2 separate regions of the Homo sapiens genome follow, and region 1 is linked to region 2. Evidence: read pairs that join two places in POLR2A ChIA-PET (ENCODE). Cell type or tissue: PC-3. All regions are shown on one strand. Links, peaks and the distances in the headings refer to the core of each region. The heading gives the core; the rest is flanking DNA.

Region 1 (8,857 bases), core at 1,271-6,270, 140 kb after region 2:
TGAACTCCTCAGCTCAAGGAATCCTCCCGCCTTGGCCTCCCAAAGTGCTGGGATTACAGGCGCGAGACACTGTAACCCAGCCCCAAATTATTTTGTTACAGTTTTCAAAGTAAGTTGCACACATTAGTGTACTCTCCACACAGATACTCTCTCTATCATGCATATCATCAACTAAAATTTAATGTTTGGGGCTGAGCGCTGTGGCTCAGGCCTGTAATCCCAGCACTTTGGGAGGCCAAGACAGTCGGATCACCTGAGGTCAGGAATTCAAGACCAGCCTGACCAACATGGAGAAACCCTGTCTGTACTAAAAATACAAAATTAGCCAGGTGTGGTGGCACATGCCTGTAATCCCAGCTACTCGGGAGGCTGAGGCAGGAGACTCTCTTGAACCTGGGAGGCAGAGGTTACAGTGAGCTGAGATCGCGCCATTGCACTCCAGCCTGGGCAACAAAAGCGAAACTCCATCTCAAAAAAAAAAAAAAAAAAAAAAGAAATTTAATGCTTGTTTGTGGTTACATGCTTTACAGGCGTCTGTCTTGCCACTTAACACTTGTGAAATTCGTTCATGTTGTTGCATCTATCAGCGTTCGTTCCATTTTATTATCAAACAGTATTCCGTTGTCTGAATATATCACAATCTGTTCTTCTTTTGATGGACATCTGAACTGTGTCCAGTTGGGGATATTAAGGATAAGGCTTCTGGGAACATTCCTATACAAGTATTTTGGTGAACACGTGTTTTCATCTCTCCTGGGTAAATATCCAGTCCTGGAATTGCTGGGTCATAGAGTAGGTGTATGTTGGATTTTATAGGAAACTGTTAGAACTTTTCCTTCAGTGGTTGTACCATTTTACATTCCTACCAAGAATGTATGAGAATTCCAGTTACTCCACCTGCTCATCAGCATTGAGATTGACAGTCTGTTCATCTTAGCCATTCTGCTGGATGTGCAGTGGTGTGTTATTGTGGTTTTAGTCTTCACTTCCCTGATGACTAATGATAGTGAGGCCTTTTCATGTGCTTAATGACCACTTGAATATCTTCCTTTGTGAAGTGTCCATTCAAAGCCCTGCCCATTTTTTAAATTGGGTTTTATTTTTTTAATTGAATTGTAGTTCTTTTTATATCCTAGATACCAGTTCTTTGTCAGATACATCTTTTTAAAATAATTTCTCCCAGTTTGTGGCATGCCTGTTAATTTTCTTGTTGTCTTTTGATGAGCAGAAGTTTTTCATTTTAATGAAGTCTAACTTATAAATTTTATCTTTTTATGGTTATTGCTTTCTGTGTCTTGCCTGAAAAAAACCACTGCCTACTCCATTGGAGGAGATAGTCTCCCTTTTTTATTTTTTGTAAGAATTTGATAGTTTTAGCTTTTAAATTTAGATCTGTAATCCACTTTGGGTTAATATTTGTGAATGGTGTGAATAGAGGTCAAGGATCTTTTTTTTTTTTTCCACCTGGATAACCAGTTCTTCCAGCATCATTGTTGAAAACATTTTCCTTTCCCTATTGGATTTCCCTTTGGTTCCTTTGCCAAAGATCAGATGACCATTTAAGCGTGGGTCTATTTCTGGACTCTTTTCGGCTTTTCCACAGATCTGTTTGAAGATTCTGTGTGAGTACCACACTGTCTTGATTTCTATAGCTTTATAGTAAGTCTTGAAACCAGATAGTATAAGTTCTCCAACCTTATTCTTTCTCAAGATAGCTTTGGATATTTCAGGTTCTTTGTGTTTTCATTGTACAATCAGTTTGTGGTTTCTGAAGAAAAGCTGGTGGGATTATGATTGCAATTGCATTCAGTCTGTTCATCAATTGGAAGAATTGAACACTTCTTACATGCCAGACTGTTGTAAGCTCTTGGATTACATCTGGGAACAAAGCAAAGATCCTTGTGCTACTGTAGCTTACATTCAGAGGGAATTTTTGTTTATTTGTTTTCTGTCAGGGTTTATTAGTTTAAATATCTGATGATTCCCTTAGGACAGATTCCTAGAGGTAGAATTACTACATCAAGTAATAGGAACTTTTTCAGGCTCTTTAAACATATGACCAGATAACTTTCTAACTCAGCAAGTACTTTTTTTTTTTTGAGACGGTGTCTCGCTCTGTTGCCAGGCTGGAGTGCAGTAGCGCAATCTCGGCTCGCTGCAACCTCTGCCTCCCAGGTTCAAGCGATTCCCCTGCCTCAGCCTCCTGAGTAGCTGGGACTACAGGCACACACCACCACGCCCAGTATTTTTAGTAGAGACGGGGTTTCACCATGTTGGTCAGGATGGTCTCGATCTCTTGACCTCGTGATCCACTCAAAGTGCTGGGATTACAGGCATGAGCCACCGTGCCCGGCCAAGTATTTATCTTCTGTGGAACTAACCACTACGCTCAGCATTTTGGAGATCTAGGACTGGGAAGATTGCGGTCAGTTCTTGCTCTTAAAGCACTCTATCCAGCTGGAGAAACATGATGGCCATTCATGAAGGAGTTTGAGTCCTGTCCATTGTTTGTAATGGAATCCAGATTAAACATCTACTGTCCAAATAACAGTCCTAACAATGCAAGGGTCAGAAAAAAGGTCAGCATTATTGGCTCGAGGTAATAGAACAGACCTCATGGAGATACTGAAATTGGTGGTGGGCACTGAAGGTTGTAAGTTCTGGGGAAATGAACAATAAGGAAAAGGACATTTGAGATTGGAAAACATGAATTGAGGTACAGAACTTACTTGTCCATGGAGATTAACTTGGCCAGAATGAAGGGTGTGGACTCAGGGACAATAGAAGATCAATTTCGATGGGCCAGTGAAGTCAGGTAATTGAGAGCCCTGGATGCCAGGATTCTGGGCTTGGACTCAAAGAGAAGGAAGATGCTTGTCTTCCTGGTTTCTCTCTTTACAGGTGCTGGGCTGTGCTGTGGAGCTCCCTGATGTCAGCTGCAAGCGGTTTCTGGATCAGCTAGTTGGATTCTTTAATTTTTACAATGGACCTGTTTCCCTAGCTTATGAGGTACAAGTATGGGGTTGAGGAGTCTTACATTGGGCCTCTTTATAAAAACCGGTATTGCCAGAATGCAGCACTTACTCTGGGGTCTTGTATACTTCATATAAACACATTGTGTCTGGGGACAAGGTCAGGAGCTCTTGGAGGCCCCTCATATGCCTTTGGGCCTAGTGGCATAGGTCACATTTATTCCAAATGTTTATCCCCATCTCCTCCCTGGGATGTTTAGAAAGCGCAGGCCCTGCTTGCCACCCCCACGCGGCAGGCGCCGTGGATCTGTGATGGGATAGGTTTAAAACAGGTCCTCCCTTCCGGTCAGTTTCCTGTGTGAGGAACAATTTTTGAGGTAGTTGGGACTCTGGCCAAAGAATCTGTCCCTCAAAATCTCAGATATTGACCTGAGGCTCTTTCTGTTTTAGAACTGTTCTCAGGAAGAACTGAGCACGGAGTGGGACACCTTCATCGAGCAAATTCTGAAAAACACCAGTGATCTGCATAAGATTTTCAATTCCCTCTGGAACTTGGACCAAACTAAAGTAACATTTTCATCCTCCTTATTCATTTTATATGTAAGACTAGGGCTTCTGGATACTTTTTTAATATTCCTGAAGTGAACTATATCTGGAAAAGTGAGTAGAATGTCACTTCTCAGGCAGGGCCATGACACGGCAGGTCACCTCTCAGCCTCATTTCCCTTATCCAAAGAATGGTGTCAGCATACCTGCCTTCTTGAACTGTTTTGATGATCAAGTGAAGCAGTACCTCAAATGACACCAAGTAAATGCTCAGTAAAGGGAATTAGTATTTTGTTCATGCCTCAGAAGTGTTGAACTCAGTAATCTGAAGGCCGCCTCTCTTGATATTCATATCATATGATCTAGTTATTCTCAGCATCAAAAATGCCCAGCATGAACATTTCAAAAACAAGGTTGCTGTCTTTGAGAGAGAATGGTTGGGAACTGTTTTTGTATCTCTGAGCCGCTCCGTTTGCGGTTGGCACTCAGTGAAACCTAGGCTGCTTGTGTGGCTGGCCTGACCACCTGTGCTGCCCCATTAAGAGCCAGCTACCTGAGCCCTGACTCACAGCCCTCTCCTGTGTCTCACTGCGATAGTAAATAATGTCCCTGTAGCAGGGGTGTAGCACTGTGGCTCAGCCTTCACAGAGCATGACTCCACCAGACATGGGGAAGGGTTTTCCCTGCTCCAGTCTGGAAAACTTCCTGTAGCTGGCCCCAGAGCTTTATAGAATGGCTGGCTGGGATGGCACAGTCTTGAGGCTATGAAGAATAAACTTCTTAATGTGTCAGCAGCTCCGGAGGCTCCATTAACACTAGTTCTAACAGCTGGTGGATACTTGCTGGTTCTAGCTGGCAGGTGGAAGTCTGAGGAGGCTGCTGGTTATTGCTGGCTCTTCCTGACCAGGTCCAGATGCTTTTCTTGTATTTTTAGGGACTTCTAGGCCCCTGACTCCATACAAGGAATGTGGAACTGAGGCATATTTCCCCGAGTGAAAGAGCATGATGTTTTCATTTTATGTGATGGAATAGAGTCATGGAACCTGGTCAGACATCAAGCCACCTGTATCACCATGGGGATTGTGCTTCAGAAGGAAAGTGGAGGATAGGGTAGGTGGGTTTCACCTGGTACCATGACATGTATTTATAGGATACACCCTCCTCTTCTGCTGCCGTGAGGTCTTAGCATTGTCAGGGTAGACAGTCGGTCTCCCAGGCCATCTACTTTGACCCCTTTGAATAGCCATATGCCATATTTGCTGCACCTTCTAGCTTCTGGACAGGCCTCCTTGTTCTAAGAATTTGGCATTTAGTGGTGTCAGCAGTTCTGAGTATAGAGAGGTAGAATAGTCCCAAGCCATGGCACAGCTTTCACTGTGTGACACATTCTCCTTTTCCAGGCTTTGAGCTACACCCTGTCCAGCTGTTCTGTACAACCCTTTCCCCTTTTCTCCCTTCCTGATTGTGAGCATGCTGATGGGTGGGCATGATGCCTCTTGCCCTGCACAGGTGGAGCCCCTGTTGTTGCTGAAGGCAGCCCGCATTCTGCAGACCTGCCAGCGCTCGCCTCACATTCTCGCTGGCTGCATCCTCTATAAAGGACTGTGAGTAACTCCAGACCCCTTTCTTCCAGCCCCATTCCCTTGCTGCACAACTGACCATCAGCCACCTCCAGATCACAGTGGGGAGCCCAGTCTCTGGCCAGTTCCAAGTGGGCTGGTTCGGCAAATATCAGGTAGTTTAGATTTGACTCAGTTTAGAAAGACAGGTGTGTACCTGTCTTTGAGCAAAGCTGAGAAATTGGAAATAGTTGTGTTCAGAAAAGAGTTAAGAATGTCCCTATAATTCTCAGTATGGGGCATGCTGGAATAGTTGTCAGTCTGCAAAATGCTAATGCAGAGTCCCGAGCGTTGCCAGCAGCCAGCACTGTAGTCAAGAGGCATGGAAGGGGCCTGCTGTGACCCTCCTCCTGCTGCCCAGAGACCCTGGTGTGCTTGCCTCAGCTCAGCTCTGCAAAGCAGCCTTACAGGCCCTTATCCAGCTGCCTTCAAGCCTCTTGGCTGGGCCAGTGTCTTGGTTGGCCTCTGAGAATTCACTTCACTTCTTCATGTAGTTGGAGGGCTTCTTGGTGAATCTGAGTGCCCAAGAGCCACTCTAGGTCATCTAAGGCCTCTCTCCTCATGGAGGGTTTGCTGTCACAGCCCAGGGCAGGCAGGGCCATTGCGCTGTGCCCGGAGCTTCCTGAGGAGCAGGCAACTACTGTGTAAATGGAGAAGCACTGAGGCTCTCGCAGGGGCCCTTGGGCCAGACAGGCTCGGCCCCAGATCCTCCCTTCTTTCGCCAGCCATGCGGCCTTGGGCAAGTTGCTTAGCCTCAATTTTCTCTTCTGGGAAATAGACATCCCTTGTGAAGAATGAAATGAGATGACAGATGCGGAAGAACCGAGCATAGACCCTGGTGGGCTTTGCACTCTTCTTCCTTGCCCCGGTTCTTATCATGATGGTTCTGAATCAGCTGTGGGATTTCCAAGTTCGTCAGTGACATACCCACCAAAGACAGTATTTTTTTTCCCCTTTTCTCATTTTGCATTTCTTAAATGTATATATATATATTTTTTTTTCTTTTTTTTTTTTTTGTAGGGACGAGGTCTTGCTATGTTGCCCAGGCTGGTCTCAAACACCTGGCTTCAAGCGATCCTCAGCTTCCCAAACTGCTTGGATTATAGACATAAGCCACTGCACCCAGCCTGTATTTACATTATACGGCTAATACATGAATACATTTTCACTGTAAACAAATCAATCAATAGAGGAACACACAGAGCACAATTTAAAAGCCCCCCTTCTTTCTTCACCATTTTTGTTTGTTTGTTTTTGAGACACAGTCTTGCTTTGTTGCCCAGGCTGTAGTGTAGTGGCATAAACACAGCTTACTACAGCCTCGACCTCTTGGACTCAAGTGATCCTCCCACGTAGCTGGAACAACAAGCACTTGCTACCACACCTGGCCAAGCTTTTGATTTTTTTTTTTTTTTTTTTTGTAGAGATGGGATCTCACTATGTTGCTCATGGAGGTCTCAAACTCCTAAGCTCAAGTTATTCTCCCACCTCAGCCTCCCAAAGTGCTGTGATTGCAGGAGTAAGCCACTGTGCCCAGCCTCTCCCTCACTCTTAACCTGTCCTCACCATTGGCAGTTTGGTGGGCATCTTGCTCTTTCTGTGTGTTTGTCCCCACTGGTACATGTATGCATATATTGCTTTTGTTTATTTTTGCTATCTCCTTAAATAGGATCACATGGTTTCTCAACGCATACAGTGAAGATTTCCTTACCGGTTCATATGGGTCTACCTCATTCTTATGAGGACTGCATACTTTTTGGGATTCTGGCTGTGTTGTGCTTTACTGTCTTGTTGATGAACATTTTGGTGGTTTACTCATTTTTTAATTGTTTTTACCATTCTCCCTGTAATGAATATTCTTACGCATACATCTTGGTACAAGCTGAGTCAAAGGGTTTGGATATTTTAAATGTTGGTAGGAACTGCCAGAGTGCCCTCTGTAAGGGTTTTACCAGTTGAAACTCCCACCAGCCAAGTCCCCAAGATCCTCGTCAACACGGGCTGTTAGGCATCTTTAAAATTTGGAGTGTTTTGGTGTATTTCGTCTCATGGTGTTCTTGTTCTGTGTGTGACCTCCTAGGATTGTCAGCACCCAACTCCCGCCCTCCCTCACCGCCAAGGTCCTGCTTCACCGAACAGCACCTCAGGAGCAGGTATTGTAAAGTCCACCCACCTGGCTGGACAGCATCCCCCAGAGCACTGGTCACTGAGCCTGAGGCTGGAGGGATCAGGAGCAGAGGCCGTGGAGCAGTTGTTTCACTTGGTCTTGTCAGGACCCCAAGTCCTCCAATGTCATTCTCCTCAGTAGTGAAGCCATTGGTGAGGCTGAAAGAAAATGTTTTCTTCCACGAGCTAGGCCTGGATAGTTGTTTTTTCTTCAAACCAAGGAAATCTTGGTTGAATTCGACTTCCCATAAGAATTTGATGTCTCTTTATGTCAAAGAGATGTTAGACTTTTCAGAGACAGACTGTAAAGGATGTGTCTTTAGAAAGATTTAGGGGGTTGGGCACGGTGGTTCACACCTGTAATCCCAGCACTTTGGGTGGCTGAGGTGGGCAGATCACTTGAGGTGAGGAGTTCAAGACCAGCCTGGCCAACATGATGAAACCCATCTCTATTTAAAATACAAAAATTAGCTGGGTGTGGTGGTGCACACCTGTAAATCCCAGCTACTTGGGAGGCTGAGGCAGGAGAATCGCTTGAACCTGGCAGGCAGAGGTTGAGGTGAGCTGAGATCGCGCCACTGCACTCCAGCCTGGGTAGCAAGAGTGAGACTCTGTCTCAAAAAATAAAAATAAAAATAAAAAAATAAGGAAAACAAACTCTTCTAAAATACTTCCATTTTATATTTATTTAATTGTTTTTATATTGAAAAAAAAGCCATGCATGCTCATTGAGAATAAAATTGCCCATCTTTGAACTGTACAGGGATAGCCACTGCCAGCATCTGGCATATCTCCTTCCAGTCCTTTTTTTGTTTTGTGTATGAAGCTGTGGTTTCCAGCGTATCATGAGGCTGTCTTTTTACATGTATTAGTGAACAGGCATGTAAAATGCTGGTAGGGCTCTATTCAGCCTCCTCAGCCACTGTGGCTATGGGTGTCAATTCAAGTAGCCTTTCTGGGAAACACTTTGATAATGAGAACGTTAAGGATGCCCTTTATTTTTTTCCTAATAATTTGACTTCTAGGAATATATCTTAAGGAAATAATGTAACTGCTGAAAAAAATTTATACTCAAAACTTGATCACAACAAGCTTTATGAAAGTGAAAAATCAGACAAAACTTGAATGCTTAAAGTAGGAGGTGGCAAATTATGGCCTGTGGGCCACCTGCCTACAAATGAAGTTTTATTTGGCTGCTTTTGAGCTATAATAGCAGAACCAAGTAGGTGGGACAGAGACCATATGCCCTGCAAAGCCAAAAATATTTACTGTCTTGTCTTTTGCACAGAAAGTTTACTAATTACTGGTCTAAGGTAGGTAAATGATTAATTTACTCATATCACTTAAACCTTCATAAAATTTTAATCAGCCGTTTAAAATGGCCAAAGATGTTTTAGTGGCAGGAAATGCGTGTTACTGTTTTAAGCAGAAATATGAAATTTTATATAGTGTGGCCTCAAAAGTATAAAAACTGCATAGGCTTAAGGAAAAAATACCCAATATTAATAGTACTAGCTTGGGGATGAGGGATTGTATGTGATTTTTTTTTTCAAC
Region 2 (10,409 bases), core at 2,536-7,535:
TCTCCACCTCCCCAGACTCTTATCCTCTGTCCCTATTCTCTTTTTCCCTCACCTTGGCCTCCTCCTCCCTCCTCCTTCTGGGACACAAGTGTGGCCCAGCCAATCTGGGAGCCCATAAAATAGCCAGGGGTTCTGACACACTTGGAGAAAGTGGGGCCGGGCGCAGTGGCTCATGCCTGTAATCCCAGCACTTTGGGAGGCCGAGGCAGGTGGATCACCTGAGGTCAGGAGTTCGAGACCAGCCTGGCCAACATGGTGAAACCCTGTCTCTACTAAAAATACAAAAATTAGCCAGGCGTAGTGGTGGGCGCCTGTAATCCCAGCTACTTGGGAGGCTGAGGCAGGAGAATCACTTGAACCCAGGAGGCGGAGGTTGCAGTGAGCTGAGATCATGCCACTGCACTCCAGCCTGGGCAACAGAGGGAGACTCCATCAAAAAAAAAAAGAAAAGAATAGAAAGAAAAAGGGGACCTATAGTTGAGTTGTGCAATAACAACAACCAAACCATACCGCTTCACAGCTGAAGGGACACCTGGCAATCAGGCTACACCTGCACACGCACATGCTTAGAGTTTATCGAAAGCAAGAAAAAAAAAGAAGAAAAGGAAGTGGGCTGGCTTAGCAGCAGGGAACCAGCTGTCCTTGGAGGCTCACTGGGGCAGCAGGATGGCCTCAGACCCTCAAAATTGCTCGAGGTGGTCTGGGCTGAAAGGCATCCTGTGGAGCAAGGTGTCCAGTCCCCTGGGATTTGGTTTGGTGTGGTTTCAACCTCAGGTCACAGAAGTAGGCCATTTTGCAACCCCTAGTTCATGACACGCTCTCATGTGGTCAGTGCGTGGCAGGTTTTTATTTATGTACCTATTTAATCATTAGTTTTATTTAATTTCTAATAATGCAATATGCACCTACAAACCCACCACCCATATAAAAGCCAGGACTTGGTTAAAAACTTTCTACCTAACTCTAAGGTGTCTCCCTTGAGTCCATCATTTTCCTCCCCAACTCCAGGAAATACTGTCCTATCCTCAACCTGTGTCTGTAATCTGCTTGCTTGCTTTTGTATACAATTTTATGCATTATTCCTTTAAAAATGTATACACACATACACATGTATATTTATTTACTTGTTTTATTTATTCATTTATTTTGAGACCGAATTATGAGACGGGTTTTGCCATATTATCCAGGCTGGTCTCGAACTCCTAGCCTCCGCCTCCCCAAGTGCTGGAATTATAGGTGTGAGCCACCGCAACTGGCCGATTTACTTGTTTTTAATTTATTGAAATATGCAATGTGATTATTCTGGGCTTTTCTTTGTACTTTTCACTTACTATGAGATCCCTAATATCCATCCATATTGTTGCGCATGACTGCCGGCCATTCATTCTGGCTGCTGCCTGATATTTCAGAGCGTGACCATCTCTTTCCTGCTAAGCACGATTTCAGTGGTTGCTAGCTTTGCTCTCGTGAACAGCATGGCTTGGACGTTCTTATCCCTGTCTCCTGGTATCGGGGAACCTGCCCCGATATTCACATAGATTCTTTTCTATTTTTCCTAAGCGTCGGCCAGCTTGAGAAATAAAGGGACAGAGTACAAAAGAGAAAAATTGTAAAGCTGGGCGTCCGGGGGAGACATCACATGTCAGTAGGTTCCGTGATGCCCCACAAGCTGCAAAAACCAGCAAGTTTTTATTAGGGAGTTTCAAAAGGGGAGGGAGTGTGAGAATAGGTGTGGGTCACAGACATCAAGTACTTTACAAGGTAATAGAATATCACAGGGCAAGTGGAGGCAGGGAGAGATCACAGGATCACAGGACCGGGGCAAAATTAAAATTGCTAATGAAGTTTTGGGCACCATTGTCATTGATAACATCTTATCAGGAGACAGGGTTTTGAGATCAACCGGTCTGGCCAAAATTTATTAGGCAGGAATTTCCTCTTCCTAATAAGCCTGGGAGAGCTATGGGAGACTGGAGTCTATCTCATCTCTGCAGCGTCGACCATAAGAGACGACCACGCCCAGGGGGGCCAGTTTAGAGACCTAACCCCAGGTGCGCATTCTCTTTCTCAGGGATGTTCCATGCTGAGAAAAAGAATTCAGCGATATTTCTCCCATTTGCTTTTGAAAGAAGAGAAATATGGCTCTGTTCTGCCCGGCTCACTGGCGGTCAGAGTTTAAGGTTATCTCTCTTATTCCCTGAACAATTGCTGTTATCCTGTTCTTTTTTAAGGTGCCCACATTTCATATTGCTCAAACACACATGCTGTACAATTTGTGCAGTTAATGCAATTATCACACGGTCCTGAGGCGACATACATCCTCCTCAGCTGACAGGATTAAGAGATTAAAGTAAAGACAGGCATAGGAAAGCACAAGGGTATTGATTGGGGAAGTGATAAGTGTCCATGAAATCTTTACAATTTATGTTTACAGATTGCAGTAAAGACAGGCATAAGAAATTACAAAAGTATTAATTTGGGGAACTAATAAATGTCCATGAAATCTTCACAATCCACGTTCTTCTGCCATGGCTTCAGCCAGTTCCTCCGTTTGGGGTCCCTGACTTCCCGCAACATCCCGGGGCACACATACAGGAGTTTCTCTTGGGCAACCAAAGGTAGAAGTGGAAGTGCTGGGTCATGGTTATATGAACCTCCCCTCCTCTTACAGCTGGGGAAACTGAGGCTCAAAGAAGGCAGAAAATTGTGCCTTGGTCCATGTGAATGGCAACGTTGTCCCAACTTGGAACAGCAAGTGGACAAGGAACCAAACATGAGGCTTAGTGAGGAGAGAAGATTAGCTCAAGTTTTCCCCTATGTTGTGGAGGGTTGGATTTGCAAGTGTCTCCTGAGCATCAGCTCTGTGGCAGGTACTGGGGCTGGGGCTGGAGATACAGAAATTGATCAACCTCAGGCCCTGCCCTGGAGGAGTCCTTGGTCTTTGGAGGGGCTGGGTAATGGGAGAGAGGGAGTGCAGAGAGAGAGGGAGACCCCAAAGCAAAACAGCAGTGACTGTGTGGTGGGTTAGTTGTGCTGCTAATGGGGAGAGGACAGTGGGGGATGCTCAACCAAGGCCGATGGAGGAAGGGGCAATCAGAGAAGGCTTCCTGGAGAAGGTGGCACCTGAGCCTAAAACAGAATAACGAGCTGGAATGCGTATTAGGGAACTTCAGTTAGGCAGTGGGAGCTCCAAGCTGGATATGTGTGGTGGAGAAGGCATTCCAGGCAGGAGGAATAGCACAAAGAAAGGCCTGAAAGGGAGGTTCATAAGTTCCTAATGATGGCGCAGATCTTAGCTTCAGAATTAGGGCATGAGGCCAGGTGCAATGGCTCATGCCTGTAATCCCAACACTTTGGGAAGCCAAGGCAGGCCAATCATTTGAGCTCAGGAATTCGAGACCAGCCTGAGCAACATGGCAAAATCCTGTCTCTACAAAAAATAGCCAGGCATGGTGGTGGGTGCCTGTAATCTCAACTACTCGGAGGCTGAGGTGGGAGGATCGCTTGAGCCTGGGAGGCGGAGGTTGCAGTGAGCCATGATTGCGCCACTGAACTTCAGCTGGGGCGACAGAGTGAGACTCAGAAAAACAAACAAACAAACAAAAAACAAAAATCAGTAAAGAATTGGGGGATGGGAGGACAGGATCATTTCACAAACTGTGGCTCATCACACTTTTATGTGACTCCTGCACTGCTGGCTTTTATTTATGTAGATACTTAATGAATTTTTGACTCCCCCCTCACTCTGCCCTTGGCATGGGGGCTTCTCTCCTGCAGCTGGTGGTCTTCGAACTGGAAAACTTCCAGGGCCGTCGAGCAGAATTCTCGGGGGAGTGCTCAAATCTGGCAGACCGTGGCTTCGACCGTGTGCGCAGCATCATTGTCTCCGCGGGACCGTGAGTACTGGGCGGCGGAGGGGCACACTCTCTGCCACAGTAAAATGACCACACAACAGTAGCTGCCATTTCTCCAGCATCTGCTCTGTGCCTGCGGCCGTTCGTACTCCTGGCACATACATTATGTCCAATCCTCATATCAAACTGAAGAGGGAGGAATTGTTCTCAATCTCATTTTACGGATGAGGAAACTGAGGCTCGGAGAGGTGATCCAATTAGCATAAGATCACACTGGCAGTAAGCCATGGTTCTGGGCTCTGGAGAAATGCTGCTTCTACTATAGCAAAAACTCTAGCCCGGCCGGGCGCGGTGGCTCACGCCTGTAATCCCAGCACTTTGGGAGGCCGAGGCGGGTGGATCACGAGGTCAGGAGATCGAGACCATCCTGGCTAACAAGGTGAAACCCCGTCTCTACTAAAAATACAAAAAATTAGCCGGGCGTGGTGGCGGGCGCCTGTAGTCCCAGCTACTCGGGAGGCTGAGGCAGGAGAATGGCGTGAACCCGGGAAGCGGAGCTTGCAGTGAGCCGAGATTGCGCCACTGCAGTCTGCAGTCCGGCCTGGGCGACAGAGCGAGACTCCGTCTCAAAAAAAAAAAAAAAACAAAAAAAAAAAAAACAAACTCTAGCCCATTACCGAGGGCTGAGAGAGGTCAAAGAGTGAAGTGTCCACTCGCTGTCCCCTCTCCTGGGCGTCCAGCTGCCTGGGAGTAATGATAAGCATCTGTGGCACACCCACCAGGTGCCAGGCACTGACTCGGGACCACACCTAGATGATTCACAGTGCTGTAGGAGGCAGAGGCTATTCTTATGCCCACTTGACAGATGGAAAGACTGAGGCTCAGAGGGGGTGAGTCTCTTACCCAAGGTCACCTATTGGTAAGTGGCACAGCCAGGATTCAACTCAGGTTGATTGAGTTCATTCCTAAAGCTCTTAATCACCATGCTTCACTGCCTGTTCCTGTCTCTGTGGGTGTCTCTGGGCCTTAGTGACTCCCATATAAAACAGGGATAGTCATCCTTGGGCAGAGTGGTTGCCCTATGTCCAGCCTGTGTGTGCTGAGGTCAGGGTGGAGGGGCAGCCCCAGGACAAGATCCACGCAGCTCGTTTGCTCTTGTCTCCCCCACTTTGAAAGCCTGCAAGGGTTCCAGTCATCCTGTATTCTGAGCCCATTCCGAGATGAGCTTTGAGGTCAGACAAGCCTGGGTTTGAGTCCTGACTTCCCCTGTTTGCCTTGTTCAGTGTGCAAGCCTCAGTTTCCCCATCTTTGAAATGGGGAGAAGGATGGCCCTCACCACTCCTCACAGGATTATGCTGAGGTCTGAGGGAGATCATACAGCATGGGCCTGTTACCTTGTGGGCACCCAAACATGGCAGGTGACTCTGATGGTCACGTACCCACCTCCCTGCCCGGTGAATTTAGCCAACTTATCCTGGAGGCTACCCGGGACCATTTCTACCTCCTGCACCCTCAGTGTGGTCAACGCAGCCTCAGCTCCACCCTCAGCCCCAAAACCCAGCTGGAAGCAGAAGCTACCGGATGTGGCCAGCATGGGTTTTCAGGCTTTTTTTGGTACCAGTGACTCAAACCCAGAGTATTTCTCCTCAAACAAAGATGCAGCTGGTGTCTGACGTGTGCCTTGGAGCCGTGCCTGATGGGCATGGAAACGGGCCTGTGGTCCGGGGGCCTGGGTCTGTGTGGGCGCTGGCAGGGCCATGGGAAAAAAAGAATGAAGAGGGTGAGGTAGGCATGGGGAAAGTGAGGAGGCCTGCCTGCCTGAAACCCAGGAGACTGCAGCCTGACACCCAACACCATCATGTGACCTTAGGCTGGGGACTTAACCCCTCTTAGCCTCAGTTTCCATATCTTATAAATTAAAATTCCTGCCCTACCCTCTCTCCCTGCTTGCGGGTTGAAATGAGCCATGGGAGATAAGAAAAGGCATAGATATAAACATTTAAAATTTAGATCCTCACTGGTCCTGCTGAAGAAGATAGGGGAGATTTTAGGGGGACTTGGGCATGGTGGCAAGACCACATCAGTGTCTGTTTTTCCAGAAGCCTAGACCTCCAGTTTCCTTCTCCCTTTAATCAGGAACAGTATTAATTTGGAGGCTTACTCTGTGCTGTATCTGTTCCATGCATTCCCTCTTTTAGGCCCTCATAATCTCCCAACAAGGTAGATGCAACAAAGTAGATGTATCATTTCTTCTCTGTTACTAAAGCTTAGCAGGTGTAAGTGCTGCCCAAATGCATGCAGCAAATGGCAAAGCTTGGATTAGAATTCAGGTCTGTCTGTTTCCAGGGTCTGTCCTCTTAACTCCTACATGAAACCACCTTCCAAGGCTCCCTTCTTATTCACCCATGCGTCTATCCACCCATTTATTCATCATCCATCTACTTACCCATGCATCTACCCATTCGTCTATTGATCTATCCATACATACATCCATTCTCCATTTATACACACGTACCCACCATGTGTTCTCCATCACCCACCCATCCATCTATAAATCTATCCATCTACCCACCCATCCATCTACCCATCTAGCTATCCATCAATTCAACCATCCCTTCATCCATCCCTTTATCCATGCATCCATTCATCTGTCCATCTACCCATCCACCTATCCATCTATTCAACCATCCTTTCATCCACCCATCCATCCACCCATTCATCTGTCCATCCATCCATCTATTCTCCCATTTATTTCTCTTCTACTCCAGACCAGACAGGGCTGAGGCAAATGCAACTCTATTCTGGGAAGACAAACATATCTTTAATTTACTCCAGTGTGGTTAACTCATCTCTCAGACAAAGACCTGAGGCTCCTGTGATGCATTCTGTCTCAGCCCATGGTGATAGCCCATCATCCTTGTCTCCTTCTGGGGAGAGCAGGGTCCCAGCAGCCCCCTGGGAGAAGATGCTAGTGTCAGTGTCCCCTCATCCGTCTCTTTTTTCCTAAGAACTCTTGAACACACGGGGAGCAAAGGTCAAGGAGTTCCTTAGTCTCAGCTTTCTCATCTACGGAATGGGGATTGTCTTATCTACCCCACCTGCACTGCCACAATCCCTGGTCCCTGTAACACAAGCTCACTTCTTGTCCTTAATCAATCTTCACTGGGAAAGCCAGGAAAATCTTCCATCTAATTTCAAACTTCTAATTAGTCCATGTAAGGAACCTAGCATCTTCATAAGCGCTATCACATTATATTACCATAGGTATCTGAGGGTAGATATTACCATCATTCCCTTCCCATTGCCTCATACTAGTTACTGAGTATCTCCCGAATACCAGGCCAGTATTTACCCAGCAAGGATGCAAACACCTGTATCAATTTTTCCCTTACCCCTGTACCTCCGAGACTGTCGTTCATTTAATATATTTCATTTAAAATGATCCTGCTAACCACAAATAAACACATTTTAAAAGAACCCTGACACCACTTTTTACAAATGGAAGGCTAGTATTATTTCCTATAAGTAAAAGGTATCCATACAAAATTAACAATAAACACAAAAGTGGTATTATTATGTTGCTATTACACCATTGTCTGCTGGAGGTTCTGGGCTAGTGGTCTTTTCTCTCTTTGTTACAAAAGAAAAAAAGGAGAGATTAGTAAGTGTTAAAGGCACATTAACATCAAACGAGCCTTTCTCCTAGCTGGCGTCAAGTTTCAAATGTCTATGTGTTCCTTGGCTCCAAGTCCTGATAGTACTTGAAGCATGTATGAACCTTACATCTAGAGAAACAGTGTGCTCAGATAATCACACACATTTATCTCACTTAATCCTTCACCAACTCCAAGGAAACAGGCATATGAGTGTAGATGAGAAACAAAGGCTCAGAGAGGTAAAGTCACTTGCCCATAGTCACACAGCCTGTAAGTGTCAGAGCCTAAAATCAAACCCAGACATGTTCAGCCCCCTTTGGACTTTCCTACTGTCCTCAGGGCTGCCTTGCCAGGGGAGAGAGAAAGGCAAGTAGGGAGTGGGGGCTTCTACTAACCATATGTCTCCTGTCTGCCTCATGGTCCTTCTTGTATCCAGCTGGGTCGCCTTTGAGCAGTCCAACTTCCGCGGGGAGATGTTCATCCTGGAGAAGGGCGAGTACCCTCGCTGGAACACATGGTCGAGCAGCTACCGCAGTGATCGGCTCATGTCCTTCCGGCCCATCAAAATGGTGAGTGGCTCTCCGGCTGGGGCTGGAGAATCAGCCAGGCGGGGCAGGGCAGGTGTAAGTCTGAGATCTGACAAGGGCAAGAAGGAGATGATGGTGGGTAGGGAGGCGTGGCAGCCTCCGAGTTGTCAAAGGACCGTGGATTCTTGAGCTCATCAATTCATCAGTGTCCTTAACACACTCACTACATACCCAGCTAGGAACCCTGGGCAAATGATAAGCACAAAAGCTTCCAAGTTAGAGCTAAAAACTTCAGCATCTTCCTTGATTCTCTTGATATCCCTGGCTGCACATTTAGACCTTACTGGGAGCTTTTTTTTTTTTTTTTTTTCCCAAAGATGGGGTTTTGCTGTGTCCCCCAGCCTGGTGTACAGTAGTGTGATCATAGCTCACTGCAGCCTTGAACTCCTGGCCTCAAGTGATCCTCCCGCCTGGGCCTCCTAAAGTGCTAGGATTACAGCCGTGAGCCACCATGCCAGGCCTGGGAAAACTTTTCAAATTTCAGTGCCCATTCGAAACACCAAACATGCTGGTTGCAGATCATGCAATGGCTAAGAAGAGGGATATTGTAGCCGGGCATGGTGGCCCATGCCTGTAATCCCAGCACTTTGGGAGGCTGAGGTGGGTGGTTACCCAAGGTCAGGAGTTCAAGACCAGCCTGATCAACATGACGAAACCCCGTCTTTACTAAAAATACAAAAATTAGCCGGGCGTGGTGGCGCATGCCTGTAATCCCAGCTACTAGCAAGGCTGAGGCAGGAGAATTACTTGAACCCGGGAGCCAGAGGTTGCAGTGAGCCGAGATCATGCCATTGCACTCCAGCCGGGGTGACGGTGCCAGACTCCATCTCAAAAAAAAAAAAAAAAAAAAAGGAGAGGGATACTGTAGAAACGCAGCTTGAACCTCTTAATAATAAGACAATATACTGAATTAGTTTCTTATAATATTTAACTAAGTCAACTTCCAGAAGATTCAAGGTCAAAATGGTGGCGATATCTCCAAGTGATTCACAGTTTTTTCCAGAATTAAGTTGATGATGAGTCATGAACCAGCTACATCTTACTCACCAATGTTAGTTGCTGATGGTAACCGACTTTTGTCTTCCATGATGGGAACATTTATAAGAATTTTCATGAATGTGCATTTGAGGCTATCAAGTGCCAACCACCAGCTGTTTTGACATCACCAAATTTATCTTAATGGATTATTCAAACAGATCATTCCCAACACTTTTCGCAGAATGTAAGACTGAATTATTTGCCTTCATGATGCACTCTCTGTAAGAATTCACAGATGTCTCTCTCAATCATTGAATGGTTCTTATATGCCAACCTATGTTAAGGGGTTTGTTTGGAAGAGTGATCAACCAGGGCATTTCCAGTAGCTTCTAGAAGCTTGCTATTCAACATAATAGGCAGTAGCCATATGTGGCCATTGGACACTTGAATTTTGGCTAAATGGAGATGTGTCATAAGTGTAAAATACATATTAGGTTTTGAATACATAGTAAAAAAAATTTTAAAGAATGTCAACAATGCATTGATATCATTATATTGGTTACATATTGAAATTATAATATTTTAGGTATATTTGTTTAAATAAAATATGTTATTAGAAATGTTTAGAAATCTCAAAGCCTAGACCCCACCCCAGACCAATTAATTCTGAATCTCTAGGGCTGGAACTCCGGCACTGCTATCTTTTCTATGCCCTCTAAGTAGTCCGTCTGTGCAGCCAGGGCTGAGATCCAACCATCTAATTCAGGGGTGCCCAATATTTTGGCTTCCCTGGCCCACGCTGGAAGAATTGTCTTGGGCTACACATAAAATACACTATCACTAACGATAGCGGATGAGCTTTAAAACAATTGCAAAAAAAATCTCATAATGTTTTAAGAAAGTTCACAAATTTGTGTTGGGCCACATTCAAAGCCATCCTGAGCCACATGTGGCCTGCAGGCCGCAGGTTAAATAAGCTTGGTCTAACCCTTCCTCTCTCTGCCCTGCCACAGTCCTGGTCCAGGCCACCATCATCTCTGACCTGGTCATCTTCAGCTCTCTCCCTGCTGGGTTCCCTGACTCCTTTCCAGCCCCCTGTCGTGGGAAGTTAGAGGGATCTTTTCAAAATAAAAAAAAAAAATAAACCTGACCATCTTCTACTTGAACCCAGACATTTTGGTTGGCCTGTTTCTATTTTCCTTTTTTTTTTTTTTTTTTTTTGAGACACATCTAACTCTGTTGCCCAGGCTGGAGTGTAGTGGCACGTTCTGGCTCACTGCAACCTTCACCTCCCTGGGGCAAGCAATTCTCCTGCCTCAGCCTCCCAAGTAGCT

What was found. Peaks named below come from ENCODE experiments on the same cell type or tissue, not always from the same donor. Only the 100,000 strongest peaks of a DNase experiment are listed, where the experiment ranks them.
Region 1: POLR2A ChIA-PET joins it to region 2 with 5 read pairs; 10 of 35 experiments call an interaction of 5 or more read pairs at or near these places.

What each region holds. Positions count from the first base shown.
Region 1 is chr22:26,466,984-26,475,840 of GRCh38, reverse strand. It overlaps HPS4 (HPS4 biogenesis of lysosomal organelles complex 3 subunit 2), which reads left to right. Exons shown (of 14, transcript NM_022081.6): 5 at 2,902-3,009; 6 at 3,423-3,539; 7 at 5,028-5,122; 8 at 7,218-7,290. Among named protein-coding and RNA genes, the nearest start is that of HPS4, 12 kb to the left of the region's middle. RefSeq lists an enhancer at 3,682-4,881. In PC-3, for the core only: no CTCF peak of the experiment used is centred there; a DNase peak (open chromatin) is centred at 4,130; H3K4me3 peaks cover 458 bases; H3K27ac peaks cover 1,653 bases.
Region 2 is chr22:26,605,559-26,615,967 of GRCh38, reverse strand. CRYBB1 (crystallin beta B1) reads left to right here. Exons shown (of 6, transcript NM_001887.4): 3 at 3,778-3,896; 4 at 7,947-8,079. It also overlaps a transcript of CRYBA4 not described here. Among named protein-coding and RNA genes, the nearest start is that of CRYBB1, 7.3 kb to the left of the region's middle. RefSeq lists enhancers at 1,598-2,276, 5,309-5,688, 7,928-8,570 and a silencer at 4,629-4,698. In PC-3, for the core only: no CTCF peak of the experiment used is centred there; DNase peaks (open chromatin) are centred at 4,847 and 5,477; H3K27ac peaks cover 301 bases.